Linked DNA regions of Homo sapiens: region 1 is linked to region 2. Evidence: chromatin contacts called from ENCODE Hi-C data. All regions are on one chromosome and are shown on one strand. Each heading gives the region's core, a stretch centred on a gene start or an enhancer-like site at or near the end of the contact. The rest is flanking DNA. Distances are from core to core; before and after follow the strand shown.

The links. A loop is a pair of places that touch in the nucleus more often than their neighbours do. Pooled maps may share reads with other maps.
Region 1: a loop to region 2 is called in a map of PC-3, with 3 times the contacts of the local background. The contact joins the enhancer-like site here to the promoter of ARHGEF7-AS1 in region 2. A Hi-C loop is called at or near these places in 2 of 168 maps with a recorded cell type or tissue (MCF 10A and PC-3) and 8 of 50 pooled maps.

Annotation. Positions count from the first base shown.
Region 1 is chr13:110,943,042-110,947,931 of GRCh38, forward strand. LOC105370364 (a long non-coding RNA gene) reads right to left here. Exons shown (of 3, transcript XR_931732.3): 3 at 2,415-2,508. Among named protein-coding and RNA genes, the nearest start is that of LINC00431, 21 kb to the right of the region's middle. Within about 2 kb of position 1,415, at least 4 of the 41 ENCODE cell types and tissues checked have a DNase peak (open chromatin) inside an H3K27ac peak, as active enhancers do.
Region 2 is chr13:111,145,829-111,151,118 of GRCh38, forward strand. It overlaps ARHGEF7-AS1 (ARHGEF7 antisense RNA 1), which reads right to left and starts at 2,737. Exons shown (of 3, transcript NR_046516.1): 1 at 2,698-2,737. The region is part of intron 1 of ARHGEF7 (Rho guanine nucleotide exchange factor 7); the gene reads left to right. LOC101060553 (a long non-coding RNA gene) reads right to left here. Exons shown (of 2, transcript NR_120398.1): 1 at 4,188-5,290; 2 at 2,369-2,877.

The DNA of each region.
Region 1 (4,890 bases), core at 165-2,664, 200 kb before region 2:
AGAGCTGAGGAAAAACTAAAAATTAAAAAAAGAACAACAACAAAAATGAAGTCCAGATGTGGTGGCTCATGCCTGTAATCCCAGCACTTTGGGAGGCCAAGGTGGGTGGATCACCTGAGGTCAGGAGTTCGAGACCAGCCTGGCCAACATGGCAAAAACCTGTCTCTACTAAAAATACAGAAATTAGCTGGGCGTGGTGGCGGGTACCTGTATAGTCCCAGCTACTTGGGAGGCTGAGGCAGGAGAATCGCTTGAAGCTGGGAGGCAGAGGTTGCAGTGAGCCGAGATCACACCACTGCACTCCAGCCTGGGTGACAGAGCAAGACTCCGTCTCAAAAATAAATAAATAAATAACTAAATAAACAGTGAAATATCCATTTGTTGATCCATTTATTGATAAACAATTATGGAATGGTTTAGTAGAAATAGGATAGTGTTGGGCATCAGAAATATTTGCATCCTGCCCTGCTACCGACTTACTGGAAGGGCAAACAAAGGACTGAGGGATTCGAATCAGAGACTGTTTTTACTGGAATAGCCCTTCCAGGCCTTTCATGCAACCCCTTGTGTCCAGATGAGAAAACTGAGGCAGCGACTAGTGACTCACTAGTTACTGAGTAAGTCAGTAGCAGGACATCATGGAAAGAGGTGATGGGACATTTTTGTCTTTTCAGAAGAGAGCACAGCTGGAATTACAAATAAAATGGCATCATTTGATTCCATTTCTAACCGCCTTTGGAATGGTGTTTTGGAAAGAACACCAATCCATTGCTAAGACTGTCCCTAGGGAACAAAAGTTCTCTATCTAGAGATGTTCTAAGATACGATCATGAACTTCTCCTGCCTTTCTGGAGAAATGGGAAAAATCACACACTTTAATGTAAATAACACCCCCCAGCCTGATCATATCAATGTGTTGAACAGAGGTAGGTACAGCTTGTCTACAGCCAGAACCAGTTTGCATACAAAAACTTGCAACAAGCTGACAGTTGCTGAAAGAAAGGTTCTTGTTTCCCAGAGAATGTTGGTGAGTCGAGTCCTTTGCAGGTGAAATACTGATGACAGGGTTTATCTCTACAAGTCTTTGCCAGCTCCCCAACGACCTTCCATTCTCTCTTCACCATAACTTTTTCCCTTTTGATAAACTGGAATTTCAATGCATTGAAAATTTCTTGAAAGTGAGTCATTTCCTGGGAATTGGAAAGCGTTTTGTTTTTTGTTTTGTTTTGTTTTGTTTTCCTCTGTAGAGACTTTGGTTTCCTTCAGGGCTGACATTCAAAATACTGTTAACAACCTTTGAGTTTGGCCCCTGGTCGTGACTAGCCTGACTACACAGAGGCAGAATATGAGCCCTGGCTTTCTGTGACACTCAACCCAGACACTTTGGTAATGCTGTTCCCTCTCCACACCACAAAAGCGCAAAGAGCCCTTGCTGAGCACCAGGAGGCAGTGGTGTTCTCTGTGTGCACACATATTCTGCACCTGTGTATGTGTGTTTTGCAATGTGCTGCAGTAGGAAAGGGTGAGAGGGCAGACTTTCCTAGACTCTGTTCTTAGACATAATCCATCACGGGCTGTGATGGTGAATCTTATGTGTCAACTTGACTGGGCCACAGGGTGCCTGTGATATCCTGAGATATTCAGTCAAACATTCTCCTGGGTGTGTCTGTAAGGGTGTTTTGGGAGAGATTCGCATTTGAGTGTGTAGCTTGATTGTAGCAGACGGGGCTCCCTAGATGGGTGGTGGGTGTCCTCCAACTCTGAAAGCCTGAACAGGACAGAGGCTGGCTCTGCTCTGAATACACGGAACTCCTCCTGCCTGCCTGCAGCTGGGACATGGGCTGTTTCCTGCCTTAAGACTGGAACTGAAACATTAGCTCTTCCTGAGTCTCCAGCTTGTAGACTCTGCAGGTCTTGGGACTTGTCAGCCTCCATAATCACATGAGCCAATTCCATATTATAAATATCTCACACACACGCACATACACACACGCATATATTCACACACACAAATACACATGCACACACACACCACACATACACTCACGCACACACATCCACACACACGCACACACACATGCACACGCACACACACATGCACACGCACACATACACGCACATCCTATTAGTTTCCCTAGAGAACGCTGACAAATACGCAGGCTCTGAGGTTATGTTTCTTCAAAGCTTATGCTATCAGACAATAGCAAGCTTCGAATGCTGTTATTTTCCAGAGTTAATTAGGTTTTCATCTCTTTTTATTAAGGAAAAAAACCATGTTGCCTCTAACTTAATATTTAAATATGTTTATTTTGTTTGTCATCCTTAGAATAAGACAGTTTTCCTTTATACAGAATGTTCCATAATTCGGCGTCTGCCCCAAGGGTGGGAGTGAGTGGAGAGTGCAGGCTCTGCCGGCGGCCCTAGTCCTAGCCTGGCGTGGCGTCCGCCTGTAGTAACTGGCTCTCAGTACACTTTCATGCAGCTTTCTCTTCTGCTTTAGATGATCTCCTGTTGGAAAGAACAGAGTTTCTTGAGAAACTGGGTGTTTCATTAACTGTTCTTAGAGCCTATGTTTCAGACCCACCGTGGCTCACTCCACCAATAAGCATGGGCTGTGAGGCTGACGGGTGTGGCTGGTAGCATTAGACTCCCCTTCTTTGAGTGTCCACGCCCCACACAGATGCCTTCTTAGGGCTGCACAGGGTGGCCTTCCCCAGGTGCAGGGGGTGAGTACCAAGCGCTCCCTGTGTGCCGGGCCCTGCACTCAACCCTCTGCAGACAGCATCTCCTTCCATCTCCTCAACACCCAGTACAGGTGCTGTGATTATCCCACTTTGAAGATGAAGAAGGCTTAGGATGCGCGGTCATTTGCCCAAGGTCTTCCCAAGGTCACACAGCTCATAGGGGCCAAGTTGGGATTGGAACCCAGGTCAGACCGGCTCCAAGCCTGTGCTCCAGCCCCACCCAGCCCCCAACAGAGCCTGATCCTCTGGCTCTATGAGTGGGTGTGGGGCTCAGGGAGCAGAATTCTTGCTTTCAGTTTCCCAGGAAGGCGCTGGGTGACTGGAAGGAGAGACAGGGAGAGGCACCTTGAATGGAATGAGGCCGGTTGGTCATCTGAGTGGGAGGTGCTGGGATGGCCCCTGGGGGTGCTCCGGGTGTGCTAGGATTCAAGAGGCCCAGAGAGGGCCAGGCTGGCATGGGCATGGGGGTGGGGGCTCAGATGAGCCTGGCAGCGTGCAGTGTGAGGGGAGATGGGCACCAGCAGGATTGGGGGGACACCAGGGGACAGGAGGAACTGAGCCCTCAGTTGTGGAGGGAGGGGAGAGCCCTGTGGATGTGTCCGGGGCAGGAGGACGGAGGGGGCGCTGGCTGCGTCAGGCTGCCTTTGGCTCTCCTGTGGGGCCACCCTGTCCAGTGTCATTTCCCCTGCATTCTCCCTCAAAACCCATTGACAACTCCAAGCTTGGCGGAGCTGGGCTGGTCCTCCTCCTCCTCCCCTCACAGCGGCCGGCTGTGGATCTCATTCCTGGGATGTCAGTACCAGGAGGTTGGGGACTCCTGGTTCTTCACTGTCCAACATTGCCAGGGCTCTGGAAGTCCCCACTGTCACCTCCGGGGCTTCTGTTGCCGACGGCCACACCTAGAGGTGCTGGTGACGTACAGGAGCTTCATCAGTGCAGAGGCCCCTGTCTTTTGCTGTTAGAGTTATAGGAGAATTTGTGGTTCTCCCTGCAGAACAGTCAAGTCCCAGGGAACTGGAATCTTGACAAGGTCAATCATGAAATTGTATCTAAAGCAGCAGAGGTTGTCCTGGACAGCAGCACAATCTGGGAAATTGGCTGTAGCTTGAACGACCGCTCACTGCCCTTTCTACACCGCGTGTGTTGGCCTGGTCCCTGCTGCTGGGGCACGAGCAGACCTTGTGGCCTGGGGTTTTGTGGTCCTGGGACTGACACTGGCCTGGCAAAGTCTGAACATGGGGGGCTAGGGGCCCCACTTCAGAGAAGCTCCTGGCCTGTGCTCGATGACAACTGGTGTAGCAGGGAGGTCTCCAGCGACGCTTCCCGGGACCGTCCTCTTCGGCATTTTAACAAAGGACGAGCTGGCCGGCTTCCCACGCTTGTGGACAGTGAGGGGCTGGGAGCAGCAGCCGACAGGCTGGATGGAAAAGTCAGAACCCCAATGCTTTAAGAGGGGACAGGGAGGCCCACCTAACTGTTCTCTAGCAGGTAAGCTCCCAGGCAGGGCTCTCTGTTTTATGTAGAAACCCCAGAGCCTAGGACAGTGCCTGGCACGTGGTGGGTGCTTGGGAAGCACCAGTGGAGGTGAGTGAAGGTGACAGGGTCTCAATGTCTGGCTCTGTGCTCGGGCTATGAAAAGCCAGCCATGTGGCTCGGCAATGGCTCATTTGCCAAAGTCTTTGGAGTTCACAGACAGCAGCTCGGGATTCATGGTGTGACGCGCTCCAGACGGAGGGTCTCAGGCTGCGTGGACGGGCAAGTGCTGCAGGGTATGGGGGGAGGGGCTGGGCACACTGGGCTGCCATGTGACTCAGGGATACCGGGAGGACAAGAGGGCTGTCAGCCTCACCCAGGACTGGCTCCCAGGTGTTCTGGAAAGCTCTGAGAAGCCTGGGGCCAGGGACAGAAGCCACAGGATCTGCATGGCCAACTCTTAGCAGGTGGACAGTGGTGGAGCTGTGTGAACAGGGAGTGGAGAAGGGCTGGACTGGGGGTCCCCACCCCACGAGAGGGTGGGGGGCCTCCTGAAGGGGGTGTGGGGGCCCTTTCTGGGCCTGTCATGGGGGAGAAGGCTCCCGTCATCACATGGTTGAGACCCTTGAGTAGGTGGGTGCTGGCAGCCTTGTGAGTCCTGATTATTCCTGGG
Region 2 (5,290 bases), core at 1,487-3,986:
ATTTCAGCTGTCTGAGTCCCTGTTTTCTCATCTGTAAAATACCAGAACTACCTCAAAAGTTTTCTGTGACCCTTTCAGCTAAGGTTCTTTGTTTCACTTACTCCGTGATGAGTGGATTTGGTGACCTAAGTGAGTTAGGTCATTTAGTGCACAGTTGCTGACTGTTTAACATGAGACATCGGTGGGCCCTGCAGTTAGGGAGCTTATGTCTAATGAGGGAGATGAGATGTGCACAAGTAGGTCCAGCCGTGTTGTAGGTCTAGCTGTGGACAGAACCACATGCATTCAGAGGAAGTGATCTTTCATACCTGGGGTGTGAGATTTGATGGCAAAGACCTGGGGTGACCTTCATTCTGTGGTTGGGAGTCTGCATTATTCTCCAAGTAGGAAAAAAACAGAACACTTCTAGAGTCAGTCTATATATACCACTAGGTTCTCTAAGTATGGTCCTGATACCATCAATGTCTACAGGGAACTTGTTGGAAATCCAAATTCTTGGGTTCCACCCCACCTTCTGAATCTGTGTTACTCCAGGTGATTCTGATGCATGTAGATGTTTAAGAAACACTGAGTTATACCATACCAGTGGTTCCCAAACCTGGCTGAAAATCAGAATCAGATGAAGACTTTAAACATACACACACATGTGCACACTGACGCTAGGCTCCTGGGCTGTACTTCAGATCTATGCAGAATCAGAATCTCCCTGGGGAGATAAATACTTCTCAGATGTGACTATTTTCTACTGGTGATCTTAATTGTTGAGATAACATTGAACCTGTTTAATTATTTGCCTTGCTGATACTGCTTGTTCTTCCTTCTGTAGTGGTTTTTTTACTCAAACTCTTTCAAAGTTTGAGAGTCTTTAAATTCTGAGAGGTGGCAGCTGTCTTAGTCGGCTCTCTGCTTTGGTTGAGGGTGGAGATGATTGTTCCTGCCCTGGAGTAGTTGGTAAGGACTTGACATGAAAACTGGATAGCTGTGGATGCTTCTGAAGTCTGACCTTAATGTTGCTTTGTGATTAATTTGCAGCAAATTTTCATATCACACACACTGCTTATCAAATATTAAGTACAAAAGGCATACTTTGAAGGAAAATTGTAATGATTCTGGGACTATGTCTCTGCCTGGTTAGAGTTCTTGATGGAAAAGCCTGGAGTTTATTACCACGGAGAATTTGGCACAGGATTTCTGAAAAGTGAACTGGGCAGAGTTGTTGGTCACTTGAGGCCTGAGTTTTCTGAATATTTCTGGAGACTACATGAGAAAGCAGACTTCCCCACCCCTTTGAATTGTGAAGGCTTTGCTGATTATAAATAAAGCTATGAACATTGCTGTACATGGCTTTCAGTGGACCTATGCTTTCATCTCTCTTGGGTAAATACCTAGGAAAGGAATTGCCGGTCTTAGGGTAGATGTATATTTAACTTTGCAAGAAACGGCCAGTTTTCTAAGCATACCATTTACACTCCCATTAGTCGTGTCTGGGAATTCCAGTTACTTTACATCCTTGCCAACACTTGATATATTGTCAGCCCTTTCCATTTGATCCATTCTGGTGGGGTGCAGTGTTATCTGTGGTTTTAATTTGCATTTCCCTAATGACTAAAGAGATTGAACTGTTTTTCACGTGCTCACTGACCATTCGTTTGTATAGCTTCTTCAGCGAAATATTAAAGGGACTTTCAGCCATCTTGTTTGTATCACAATATTCCAAACATGTTTTTCCACCACAGCTTCACCCATGATCTCAGCTGCCCTTTTTTACTCGCCATCCTTGAGAACACCCTGGACTGCCAAAATGGCACACCTTTGAGATGCAGTTCCATTTGCCTCTTCACCCTTCCAACTCAGAGGTCACCTTTTTTTTTTTTTTTTTTTTTTTTTGAGACGGAGTCTCGCTCTGTCGCCCAGGCTGGAGTGCAGTGGCGGGATCTCGGCTCACTGCAAGCTCCGCCTCCCGGGTTCACGCCATTCTCCTGCCTCAGCCTCCCAAGTAGCTGGGACTACAGGCGCCCGCCACTACACCCGGCTAATTTTTTGTATTTTTAGTAGAGACGGGGTTTCACCGTTTTAGCCGGGATGGTCTCGATCTCCTGACCTCGTGATCCGCCCGCCTCGGCCTCCCAAAGTGCTGGGATTACAGGCGTGAGCCACCGTGCCCAGCCGAGGTCACCTTTTATGCTGGTTAAGCCTCTAGCCCTGCCCTATCTCTGCAGAATTTAGGTTTCCCTCTGCCATGCTTCTGTAGTGCTGAGTCTACATCTCCGTGGCCACACTTGCCATGCTGTGTGCAAGCTTCTGTGCGTCTCACTCTTTGCATTCACCGTGCTTATGCCATCATCTGCCATGGAGTCTAAGCCCAATATTGCTGGATTAATTTATTACCCATTTCATCCTCCCAGCCACTCTGTGCAAAAAGATGTGTTAGCCTTAAATCAGGGACAAAGGCATAGACCCAAGGGGTCAAGTGACTTGTCCAGTGTGACACAACATATTTGTTATACAGCCAGGCACTACTTACTATAAAGTTTTGACTCTTTGACATTACAGTTTTCCAAACAAGTATGTTTTAGGTACAGTGTTCTTTGACCTAGCTTGCTACAGGTACCCATGTACATGTACAGAAATATTTTTCAAGGGATATGCAGGCACAGGATGGTTTTAAGGGAATCCACTTCCAGACCCTCAACTTACATACACAGTCACCTAAAACTGACTAGCCTTAGAAGGTGCCAAGCCATGGAAGACATGAAGCTGGTTGGGCCGTCCCATCTCCTCTCTCATGATGGCCATTCTCCCAATTCATACAGAAAGGCAGACTTTGCACCTGTCATCTTCCTGAGGTGCACTGCTGCAAGATGGAAAACTTCCAGGCTATGTAACAAAGAGACAATGAGAAATATTGATGGTATTAAGAAGTCAATGACTTTAACGACTGAAATGTTGCTACTCAGGGGTTTCCACTTCTTAGCTTTCACAGAAATCAAAGGAGACCTAATCAAGATGTTAATAAATGATTTAAAATATTTTTAACTTACGAGAGACCATATCTGGACTTTGTCCATGTAACTCAGAAGACTTCAAAGAGTTAAGATATATCATGACAAATCTCCTTGCGTTTTCAAGTATTTATTTTTGTGAACAAAGTTTTTCCGGGTTTGCATAAAAATCCTCCAAGACAGGAAAACAAGCGATGCTGGGCCATACCTCACTCTAGCAAAAAGTGATAGTCATTCAGGGGTAAATTAACAAACTAAAAAAAAAGCCCTATACATTTCATTAAAAAAACCATTTCTGTCCGGGTGCGATGGCTCACGCCTGTAATCCCAGCACTTTGGGAGTCTGAGGCGGGCAGATTGCTTGAGCCCAGGAGTTCAAGTCCAGCCTGGGCAACATAGTGAGACCACTATCTCTGAAAAAAAAAAAGAAAAGAAAAGAAAAAGAAATACACTTCCAGATAAAACTTTGCTTTTTATATGTAATAATTTATAAAAATGGTAACATATTGTTTTCATCATTTGTGTACTCATAATAGTTGTGTTAACTCAGTTCAGAAAAAAATCATAGCAATTAGATTCTTATGGCTTAATACTCTTAAATGTAGAGTCAATTATCATTATTTGTGGTAGTTATGTTCTAGAAAGTTACCTTGATCATTGAATTACTGACAAATGCAACACTGCTCTGAGGAGAAATATAGCGTTAGGATCCACGAAGACTCTGGCCAGAACATTTTGCCAACCAATCAATACATAACCTTGTTTTATGTGTATTTTTGTTTGAAGATAGCTTATTTAATATAAATTTCTTACAAGTACTCATATGCAGTATTTCTTTATAATAAACACTGTGTTTCAGTTACAGCATTATGTACTCCTATGACTGTACTAGTTTAATTCTCAGTCATAAGTACACACATGCACACAATACACATACATATACAGTACTCACATAACACGGAATACTGTGAACATGCTTTATACTGTATAGCACAGTAATAACAAATACATAAAGTCCTGAAAAAAGCATTAAGTGAAGATTAAGCATTTAAAGTTTTATACACATTAACTAAAGTCTTACTGTAATGGAGCTGCAGGATGTGTGATGGTCAGTGAGTGCACTGTGGTTTACCCTATCAACCTTAGCTTGCCCCATGAAAATCAAAAGAGGCTGGTGGAACTCACCCTGCACAAGAGGAAGATGTCAGTAAGAGCAGCACATTGTGATCTGGCAGAGCTACCTTAGGAGTTTGTCTTTTGCAACTTGTTGATGGTGTTGGCAACTGTCTCTCAAACTGGCTAGAAAAATTGGTTCAGCCTTGTCTGCCTGGCTTTTTGCCTCAAATCTTTAAGCATCTCAGAATAAGGGATAAATGCAGTGGAAGTGAGGTGCTTAAATGTGAGGCCACGTTCAAGTACAGGGTCACATTCTTCCATGTCATTGAAAATGTTTTCCAAGGCAGAATTCTATTCTGATATTTTGGCTGCTGTGAGAAGGACAATTCTTGGAGTCTTAGGGTGACTTTCATCCCTGACTATGCTCCCATGTTTTGCCATCTCATCCAGGTTTTTGTTTGTGGGTTCTACTGCCTTCTCTGACAAAATTTCCTCCACATCTTCTTCCTTCATGTCATTGAAACCTTCTCCACTTATTTGCCTTGCAATATGCATTGTTTTTTTACATTGTTTTTTATATTTTCTGAAACACCTTCAAAGCCTTGAAAAGTTTTCACAGAGTCTGGCCAAATGTTTTCCCAGCAGTTATTGATAGTAGCCTGCTTGATGCTGTCCCACGCTGTGCCAACATAATCAATAATGCTGCGTATAGTGAGTGATTTCCAGTAGTCTGTCATGGTGGCTTCCTTGTTGGCGTCAAGAGCCTCACAAGCTTTACAATAAAGTTCCCTCGTGTAGTGTGCCTTGAAAGTTTGTATTATGCCCTGAGGGGCTGGACGAGAGATGTAGTATTGGGGGCATGAAAAGAACTTCTTTGTTGGGGTGAGCATTTTCAAGTTCATCGTGCAATGAACTGGGGCATTATCCAAAATTAATAAGACCCAGAAAGCAAGGTTTTTGCCCTAGAGATATCGTTCAACTTCTGGAATGAAGCAGTGGTGGAACCAATCCCAGAATATTTCAGATACCAGCCATGCTTTTCTGTTCTACCGCCAATGGACTGGCATGCAGTTCAGATTTTTCCCTTTAAGGGCTCATGGGTTTTGGGCTCTGTACACCATCAGAGGTTTGCACTTAAAGTCGCCCTTGGCATTGGTGCACAATAGCAAGGT